Regions from separate parts of the Homo sapiens genome. Here regions 2 and 3 are each linked to region 1. The links are chromatin contacts, found by Hi-C or POLR2A ChIA-PET in ENCODE. All regions are on one chromosome and are shown on one strand. The core of a region is the stretch at or near the end of the contact, and the rest is flanking DNA. Distances in the headings are between cores, read along the strand shown. Region 1 overlaps AKAP13 (A-kinase anchoring protein 13). Region 2 holds the start of WDR73 (WD repeat domain 73). Region 3 has its middle 20 kb from the start of WDR73.

Region 1 (3,111 bases), core at 70-2,569:
GTATAATTGTGATGATAAACAGTTCTTAAACATGTCCAAAGAAGCCAAAAGCCAGTAGGCAGTAAACTGTTCACATTCCTAGGAGGGTAACATATTTTGTCTGGATCACTGGGTTTTGTATATAAACTTAAGAAATTGAGTCCTTGATCCTATGTCCTTTTGAGAATTATCACCGACTGGCATAAGTGATTAGATTAGATAAATATATTGAATGTGTTTGTGGAAGATGAGAGGGGATGCTAAACAGGAAGTATAGCAGGAAGACTGGCAGTTTCTGCTTTTGTCTTAGTATCTTTGAGAGATAGTGCTGTTTCCTGCTAAGTAATTTTGCGTGTTACAGAGTATTTAAACACTCATATGCATGGTGTTCGAGTTCACAAAGGGAGTGTGGAATGACCCTCTTCAAACCATCCTATCACACTGGTTTTCTTTTTTCTAAACCACAGTTACTTTTGCACCAACCTAATACTAAGCTTTCCTCTTTGTAGACAAACAAGAGGTGGTTAGAAATGTTTTAGACAAATCTATTTGATTTGAAGTAGGTATTTTTGAGTGCACAGGTTAAATTCCTGCACAGCTGCAAGTATACTACATGACTTTGTAACAGGACATTCAGTTACAGCTCCTAGGTCCTGTGGTCTGTATAAAAAAGAGCTGTACCCATAGGCCTTTCAGAAGTGCCTCCTAGAGTAGTGTTTACAAAGACTTAATTTTAAATGTAATTCTCATTCCTTCTTTGATTAAAGATCTGTAACATGACAGTTGTTTGATCATATCATGTTTTCACAGTTGTCCAGAGTGTTCTTTTTATTGTAATTACATGTATAAAGGGGTATTTTTGGAAAAGTGAAGAATCACCTTTGATAGTGTCCTAGTGCAGTTGTTACCTGCATCTATCCCTGTTAAATACCGTTAGCCTGTTTCTCCAGCACACAGCTAAAGCATTTTGCCAGTTGTTAAACATGGAAAAGTCAAACTTCAGAAAATAACTAGTCACCACTTTACACCAGGCAACTTCACTGAAAAGTTTTCTTATGAAACTCACTGCATTTTACAAAATGAGGAGTCTATTTTAAAATAGGTAAGATGTGTTCCTTAACTTCCCGTGTAAAAACTTGGCCTCAAACCTTGCTAGAGTTCTTATATTGCTGCTTAAGCACTGTCCACACACACTGTTTTTGGGGGGAGTGAGGTCTCGTTTCATTTCCTGTATCCTTTGTAACAAGGGTTGTTGGCTTTAGCAGCAGCATTCAAACAGTTAAGACTGTCTTAAGGAAACAAGCAGCCTCAGCCCTCCCTCCTTCCCTTTCTCAGCCAGTCTCTGGCTTCCTCTTACGATTTCACTAATGGCAGCTCAAAGCTGCTGAGCTCTGCCCTGACGGCATGCGCCCCCGCTTCTGTGAGAGCACGCTTCCTGGCATGGGGGTCGAATCATGTCGATAAAATGGGCTCGGTTTCATGAAGTACCCCACATAACAGTGAGATTCATAGGACCAAAGCATGGGGAGGTAAGAGCCTGACTTCTTTAAAGCACTAAATTCTAGTAAACACAGAAAGAGCCAGTGGAGTTGGTTGTTTTGTTTTGTTTCCATCCTGGGAAGAACTAATTTGGATTGTTGCAAAGGGAAGCTATTTCTTATTTATTCAGGTTTGAAGAGCATTGCAAGGCTTGAGAGGATAAGCTGGTTGCCATAAAAAGATTTTTTAAACGATTGAAGTATAATTTAACTTTCCTGAGCAAAAAAATCAGATGCTTTTCCATTTAACATTTTATGCATGGAAAAACCTTTAGCAAAATTTAGTTAAAAGAAAGAAATTATTTGAAAAAACCCAAATTTAGTTGTTGATTATTACTAAAGTTTTATGTACTTTAGTGATTACCAATTTTCACTCAGAACAGCTTCCTGTTTTGTAAAGTGAAGGAGTTTTTCTCCCTTCCTCTCTCATTATTTTTTATAGTTCAAAAGTGTAGTAATTTGGCTCTTAGATGTTCATTATATGTATTTGATTAACAAAAGACTTCACATGAATCATAGATCTAGCAATTATTTACCATTTCATTACAGTGGTTGGGTTCTGAACAGAAAGTCAGAAGACCTGGGTTCCCATTTTGACTGTGCTGATCATCTGTTGTGTGACCTTTTGCAAGTCAACCAACCTCTCCAGTCCCTGGCAGCATAGTGCAGTGTATGAGAGCTGAGCTTTACAGTCAGCCAGATCTGAATCTTAATTTCAGCTTGAGCAGTTATTGGCGTGTGGCCTCAAATGCATTATTAAACATCTCTAAGCTTCAATCTCTTCAGATGTAAAATGGAGATAATACCTAGTATTATCATTGGGTTGTTGTGAGAAAATACATGTAAATTGCTTACTACAGTGCTTAGCACGTAGTAACTGTTCAGATTTTTAGCTGTTATTTATTATCTTTATCCTCTACGTTGTAAAATGGGAAGCATAATGCTCACCCTGCCCACTTCAGAGTTATTGAGTCAGACGAAATGATGTATGTAGAAGACATTGATTCAAAATGTTAAGGCATTTAGTAGTTGTCATGATCACTGACTTGGGACACCCATTTTCCTGGAATTTTTTTAGGACATAACAATGGTATTGACAATAGGTAAAACCTCTTACCTTGTGAATGGTAGGTCTTTGTAGTCCAGTTGGTTTGAAAGGAAATTATTTCATTGATACTGATAAGCCAGCCAAGTACTCTGCCAAACAGTGCTTCTAAAGGACCTTTTATGGAGAGCATGGTTATATCCCCATGGTCCTGGCCTCCTAAGGATGGTGTCCACCTGAAATGTCCCTGACTGCTTTAGATATTTCATTAAGGACCCACCACTCATCAGTAGTTCTTCAAGTTTTCAGTGTTTGAATTCCTTTCCGTTCCTCTTCATGACTGTGTAAGCTTTGACAACAGCCTCTCTTAGATTGAGGCTTGATGTCATATGAGTCCTCTGCTTTCAGTCTGTCTCTAGAACATTTCTGACATTCCTGCAGTATTCTTAAGGTGACATGGCCAACTTAATCTGGCACTTAGAGCTCCTGACTCTCAGCCCAGTGCCCCCACTGTTCACCCAGTCTCATGTCTCATTTGCTGGTGTCCCC
Region 2 (3,126 bases), core at 413-2,912, 1.0 Mb before region 1:
ATCCAGGACAATACCTGGTAGATAACAGGAGCTCCACAAATGTTTAATAAATAAATAAAAGTTGACATACTCAGCATTTATATTTTAAGTTACCTTGTTTTCCTTTACAGAAAGTCTGAGAGGTAATTTCAGATGAAGAATTTCATTCTTTTTCAGGCTTTCATAGCCAGCAACAAAGACTCCTGGAAAAAGAAGCAGAGGTAGCTGTCACAAATTGTTAGAAAGATTGCAGACCATGCAATCCCCCGAAGTAAGGATACATTCCTTCACTGTGCAGCCTTGTATGGAGGAATTGAGTACCTGGTTGTGTCTTTTTCAGACAAGGTCTCGCTGTGTCAGCCAGGCTGGAGTGCAGTGGTCCGATCACAGCTCACTGCAGCCTCAACCTGCCAGGCTCAAGTGATCCTCCCACCACAGCCTTCAGAGTAGCTGGGATTATAGGCGTGAGCCACCATGCTCGGCTAATTTTTGTATTTTTTGTAGAGACAGGGTTTCCTTGCTTAGGTTAGTCTCAAATTCCTGGGATCAAGCAATCTGCCCGCTGCCTCAGCCTCCTGAAGTGCCCAGCCTGAAGACTTTTTTTGTTAGCCACGCTGGAATACAGTGTCGTGATCTCAGCTCACTGCAACCTCCACCTCCTGGGTTCAAGTGATTCTCCTGCCTCAGCCTCCCCAGTAGCTGCTGGTACACAGGTGTGCACCACCTCGTCCGGCTAATTTTTGTATTTTCAGTAGAGACGGGGTTTCACCATGTTGGCCAGACTGGTCTCGAACTCCTGACCTCAGGTGATCCGCCTGCCTCGGCCTCCCAAAGTGCTGGGATTACAGGCGTGAACCACTGCTCCCGGTCAGAGATCTTAATAAGAGGAATATTAGTGCTGATGGGGCATCAAATTGCTACAAGTGACTCTCAGGTGCCCAGAAGAGTGGGTTGGGTCCCTCTAGGCTTAGCTCCTGAAACCCAGCTCAGGAGTGAGATTCCCTCTCCTTCAGGGCTAGAAAGGTATACCACCTTTGTCATCAATCCATTCAAGGACTCGAGTGGCTCCTGACAGGTCGAATGCATAGAAATCCTGGTACCTGCACAAAAGGGACACAGAATCACACGATGCACAGCACTTCACAGCTCAAAGAACTCCAAGATGGCAGCCGCATGGTTCAGTGGCCCAAACTCTGGAGTCAGGCAGACGTGGGACTGAGTTTACTTCCCATTTTACTCCCTGTTTCTGGGACCAGGCCAGTCCCTTGATGTCCCTGAGCCTCGGTCCTCATGTGTGGACGTCCCAGGGTACCCAGATTTCCCAAGGTTGACGTGAGGAATCAATGAGATCATCTGTGTTCTGAGCTGAACTCAGAGGCTGGCGCAAACTAACTGGGCACTGCGTCTTCACAAGCGCGGCTCTTACTAGTAATCTCACAACGCGCGCACGCAGGAAGGAGCCATTTCCTAGAGATGGGGGCCTAGGCCCAGGCGGAGTCCTCCACGGTGGCGAGCCCCGAGGCCACAGCTGGCCCACTCTGCACCAGGATCCCCAACGTGCCTCCACCCACACCCATCCGCCCGCCAGGCAAGCTCCAGGCCCAGCTCCCATGTCCCAGCCCCGTACGATTTACAAGCGCAAGGATTCCACCAGCCAGTCGTCCCCAGGATCCATGGCAACGACCGCTTCCGGCGTCTCACTTCCGCCTGCGAGCCTTCGGGGGCCGCGCGGCTCTCGCGAGATGTGGGCAGGGCCTCCCGTTAGGGGCGGGGTTAACAGGCTGAGCTGCGGCCCGGCATGGGTGGGTTACGGGTTTTCTCCGCGAAAGCTCCGGGAAAAGTGACCTGAAATCGGGACTTTCCCGCTGTCAGCTCCAAGCAGGACCTGAGGACCAAATGATCGCCCGTTTTAGGGCCAGGTGTTTGCAGCCCAAGAGAGGGGCAATGAATGCTCCAAGGCCAGAAATAATACAGGACCGCCCGGTTAAATTCGAATTTCAGAAAAACGGTGAATAATTTCTTTCTTACGAGTATGTTCATGCAATATTTGGTACATTTTATTAGATAAAATTATTGTTTATCTGAAATTCGAATTTAACTGGGTGTCCAGTATTTTTATTTGCTAACGCTGGCAACCCTTCTGACGGCCAGAGAAGAGAGGAAGCGGCCGGCAGGGTCTGGATCCCAACTCGGCGCTCCCCTCCAAGTCCGGCGGGGGTATTGAGTAAAGCCCGGCAGTGTAGTGTCTGCAGCCCCCTTTTACTAGCGAGGAAACTAGTGACACTTGCCTGCGCCAGTAGGTGGCAGAGATGAGAGTAGAACCCCGCGCCTGGCACGAAGCCTGGCATGCAACAGGCGTTATTTGCTTGCTGAATGAATGGGTAGGAGGCCAGAGTCAGTGCCAGGCTGGTGCCATGGCATGGGGTATTCTGGACTTTTTGAGCCAGCCCCATCTCACTGAACACTCTGCCCTCCAGCCCCCTTTTCCTCCCATCCCCTAAAAGACGGGTGAAAGGAGAGGACCAGGCATTGTATGTAAAGAGCAAGGTTTTATTCACCAATTCAACAGGGAAGCAGGAAATACAGCAGGAACATAATCTGTGTCTGCATCAGCGATATTTCTGGTGACCCAGCCAGAAATCACAGTAATGGAGTAACAGAGATTTGAGCTCAGGATTTACATCCAGATGGGGCCATCAACAGGGTCCCATTCAGCACCTTCCCTGGGTGGGCACAATCTAAGCCACGCTGTTGTGTCTGCCCCATTATTGGTGTCATTTCTGCAGTATTTGTACCAGCAGCCTCCTGTACTGAAGAGAAACATACAGAAGAATTGAGCCAGGGAGGGGCTCCTGATAAAGATAGGGGCATCCTGCCATTCCTAAGTGCCAGATGTCTGCAGAGGTGGGCACCAGCAGGCTGTCAGCTGAGGCAGGCCCCAGAGCACCCTGAATTGCCTTGGAGGGGTCGGGGCAGTAGTTTTCTCAGAACACAGCCCCAACCACCCAGGGTGGTCATGACAGTCAAAGAAGATCGTGGAAGAAAATCCAAATACAGTGCTTGGTGCTGGGCTAGTGTCAGCGTCCTCACTCCCCCACCCCAGCTCTGCCCCAGACCTCACTCTGAAGCCCCAGACGTAGGCACTGC
Region 3 (2,917 bases), core at 44-2,543, 1.1 Mb before region 1:
GCTTTTTCCTCTGCTTTTTTTTTTTTTTTTTTTTTTTTGGAAAGGGAGTCTCGCTCTGTCACCCAGGCTGGAGTGCAGTGGTGCCATCTCGGGTCATTGCAACCTCCGCCAACCGGGTTCAAGCGAGTCTCCTGCCTCAGCCTCCCTAGTAGCTGGGACTACAGGCGCCCACCACCACGCCCGGCTAATTTTTGTATTTTTAGTAGAGACTGGGTTTCACCATATTGGCCAGGCTGGCCTCGAACTCCTGACCTTGTGATCCACCCACCTCGGCCTCCCAAAGTGTTGGGATTACAGGCGTGAGCCACTGCACCCAACCTTTCCTCTGCTTTTTTATGTTTGGGATGTTTAAGTTTTAGTCCCTACAGAATTTTGACCACTTCCAGTCCTTGAAGAGGGACAGGATGTGCTCTCAAAGAAGGAGCCCTCAGGATCAGTACTGAGTTCTCTAAACATCCATCCGAAGCAAGCACAGACAGAATCTGTCTGTTCCAGGCAATGGTGAAGTTCACAGCAGAACCAGAGGAACAGTTGAAGCACAGCCCCAAAATAGAACGAACTCTAGCCCGTCCGCAAGAGTGATAAGAAATCGCAGTGTGGGCCCACGCGCGCCGCACGGCCGGGTCGCCGCCGTACCGTGGTGTACGTGCAGAATGCGCAGAGCGAGCGGCACCCGCTTACCCTGCGCTCCTCCGCAGCCTGGGCCGGGCCGCCCGGGACGCTGAGGCGGTGGCGGCAGCCGAGGGGGCCGGTCTTGCGCTCCGCAGGCTCGCGCGCCCGAGCCCGGGTTGCCGTTCGCCGCACAGGCCGCGTTCTCTCAGCCCACGGCGGCGATTAGGCGCTGAGGCGGCCGCCTGCGCTGCGCCGGAGCCTAGGACTCGGAAGCGACCCGGCCGAGGGCCCTGGGTGCCAGCCTCCTTGAGTCAAGGGTAGCGGGTGCATGGCGCAGTGACGGCCCCTATCTCTCTCTCCGCTCCCCAGCCTCGGGCGAGGCCGTCCGGCCGCACCCCTCCTGCTCAGCTGCGGTCGCCATGGCCAATGACAGCTGCGGGCCCGGCGAGCCGAGCTCGAGCGAGCGAGACCGGCAGTACTGCGAGCTGTGCGGGAAGATGGAGAACCTGCTGCGCTGCAGCCGCAGCTCCTTCTGCTGCAAGGAGCGCCAGCGCCAGGACTGGAAGAAGCACAAGCTCGTGTGCCAGGGCAGCGAGGGCGCCCTCGGCCACGGAGGGGGCCCTCACCAGGACTCCGGCCCCGCGCCGCCCGCTGCAGCGCCGCCGTCCAGGGACCGGGCCCTGGAGGCCAGGAAGGCAGCGAGGCGCCGGGACAGCGCCTCCGGGGACGCAGCCAAGGCAAAGGCCAAGTCCGCGGCCGACCCCGCGGCGGCCGCGTCCCCGCCTCGCGCGTCCCCGGGCCGGACAAAAGCCATGGCTGCTTGTTATCCGGTCAATGGAACGGGTTATGTACGTCATGTTGATAATCCAAATGGAGACGGAAGACGTGTGAAATGTATTACATTACGTTAAAGAACGGGATGCCAAGGTAAGTGGAGGTATACTTCGAATTTTTCTAGAAGGTAAAGCCTAGTTTGCTGACATTGAACCCAAATTTGATAGACTGCTGTTTTTCTGGTCTGACCATCGCAACCCTCATGAAGTACAACCAGCATATGCTACAAAGTACGCAATAACTGTTTGGTATTTGATGCAGATGAGAGAGCACGAGCTAAAGTAAAATATCTAACAGGTGAAAAAGGTGTGAGGATTGAACTCAATAAACCTTCAGATTCAGTCAGTAAAGACGTCTTATAGAGCCTTTGATCCAGCAATACCCCACTTCACCTACAATAATTGTTGACGCTATTTGTTAATTTGTGAATACGAATAAATGGGATAAAGAAAAATAGACAACCAGTTCGCATTTTAGTAAGGAAACAAACAACTTTGTGTGTTGCATCAAACAGAAGATTCTGACTGCTGTGACTTTGTACCGCATGATCAACTTAGAATCTGTGATTGCTTACAGGAAGAAGATAAGCTACTAATAGAAAATGTTTTTACCTCTGGATATGAAATAAGTGCCCTGTGTAGAATTTTTTTCATTCTTATATTTTGCCAGATCTGTTACGTAGCTGAGTTAATTTCATCTCTACTTTTTTAATATATGTCAAGTTTGAATTGGAATAATTTTTCTATGATTAGGTACAATTTATCAAAACTGAATTGAGAAAAAATTACAGTATTTCTCAAAATAACGTCAATCTATTTTTGTAAACCTCTTCATACTATTAAATTTTGCCCTAAAAGACCTCTTAATAATGATTGTTGCCAGTGACTGATTAATTTTATTTTACTTAAAATAAGAAAAGGAGCACTTTAATTACAACTGAAAAATCAGATTGTTTTGCAGTCCTTCCTATCTTACACTAATTTGAACTCTTAAAGATTGCTGCTTTTTTTTGATATTGTCAATAATGAAACCCAATTGTAAAACAGTCACCATTTACTACCAGTAACTTTTAGTTAATGTCTTACAAGGAAAAAGACACAATAAGAAGAGTTTAATTTTTTTTTTTTTTTTGAGTCTTGCTCTGTTACCCAGGCTGGAGTGCAGTGGTGCATTCTCAGCTCACTGCAACCCCACTGTCTCCCAGGTTCAAGCAATCCTCCCGCCTCAGCCTCACAACTAGCTGGGACTACAGGCACATACCACCATGCCTGGCTAATTTTTGTATTTTTAGTAGAGACTGGGTTTCACCATGTTGCCTAGGCTGGGGTTTAAGTTAAATTTTTTTAAAAACTAAAGTGACTGGCACTAAGTGAACTTGAGATTATCCTCAGCTTCAAGTTCCTAAGATAAGGGCTTTCTTAAGCTTTCAGATACATGTATCCTCTAGATGTAGACAATAATGTCCCATTTC

Evidence for each region. A loop is a pair of places that touch in the nucleus more often than their neighbours do. ChIA-PET counts read pairs that join two places held with the same protein, here RNA polymerase II (POLR2A). Pooled maps may share reads with other maps.
Region 2: a pooled map shows a loop between it and region 1 (6-fold over the local background). The contact joins the promoter of WDR73 here to the enhancer-like site in region 1. A Hi-C loop is called at or near these places in 4 of 50 pooled maps. POLR2A ChIA-PET finds 5 or more read pairs at or near these places in 2 of 52 experiments (activated T-cell and naive thymus-derived CD8-positive, alpha-beta T cell).
Region 3: a loop to region 1 is called in a pooled map, with 5 times the contacts of the local background. The contact joins two enhancer-like sites. A Hi-C loop is called at or near these places in 1 of 37 single-sample maps with no recorded cell type and 6 of 50 pooled maps. POLR2A ChIA-PET finds 5 or more read pairs at or near these places in 3 of 52 experiments (activated B cell, activated naive CD4-positive, alpha-beta T cell and naive thymus-derived CD8-positive, alpha-beta T cell).

Annotation. Positions count from the first base shown.
Region 1 is chr15:85,688,597-85,691,707 of GRCh38, forward strand. The region is part of intron 16 of AKAP13 (A-kinase anchoring protein 13); the gene reads left to right. Among named protein-coding and RNA genes, the nearest start is that of LINC02883, 69 kb to the right of the region's middle. RefSeq lists enhancers at 2,904-2,953, 3,104-3,111. Within about 2 kb of position 1,320, at least 31 of the 41 ENCODE cell types and tissues checked have a DNase peak (open chromatin) inside an H3K27ac peak, as active enhancers do.
Region 2 is chr15:84,652,621-84,655,746 of GRCh38, forward strand. It overlaps WDR73 (WD repeat domain 73), which reads right to left and starts at 1,663. Exons shown (of 8, transcript NM_032856.5): 1 at 1,614-1,663; 2 at 1,012-1,079; 3 at 94-182. The coding sequence starts at 1,654. It overlaps NMB (neuromedin B), which reads right to left. Exons shown (of 3, transcript NM_021077.4): 3 at 2,512-2,789. The coding sequence ends at 2,754. RefSeq lists enhancers at 1,016-1,983, 1,410-1,649.
Region 3 is chr15:84,632,843-84,635,759 of GRCh38, forward strand. It overlaps the pseudogene SCAND2P and the pseudogene EGLN1P1. Among named protein-coding and RNA genes, the nearest start is that of WDR73, 20 kb to the right of the region's middle. RefSeq lists silencers at 546-895, 1,366-1,445. Within about 2 kb of position 1,294, at least 6 of the 41 ENCODE cell types and tissues checked have a DNase peak (open chromatin) inside an H3K27ac peak, as active enhancers do.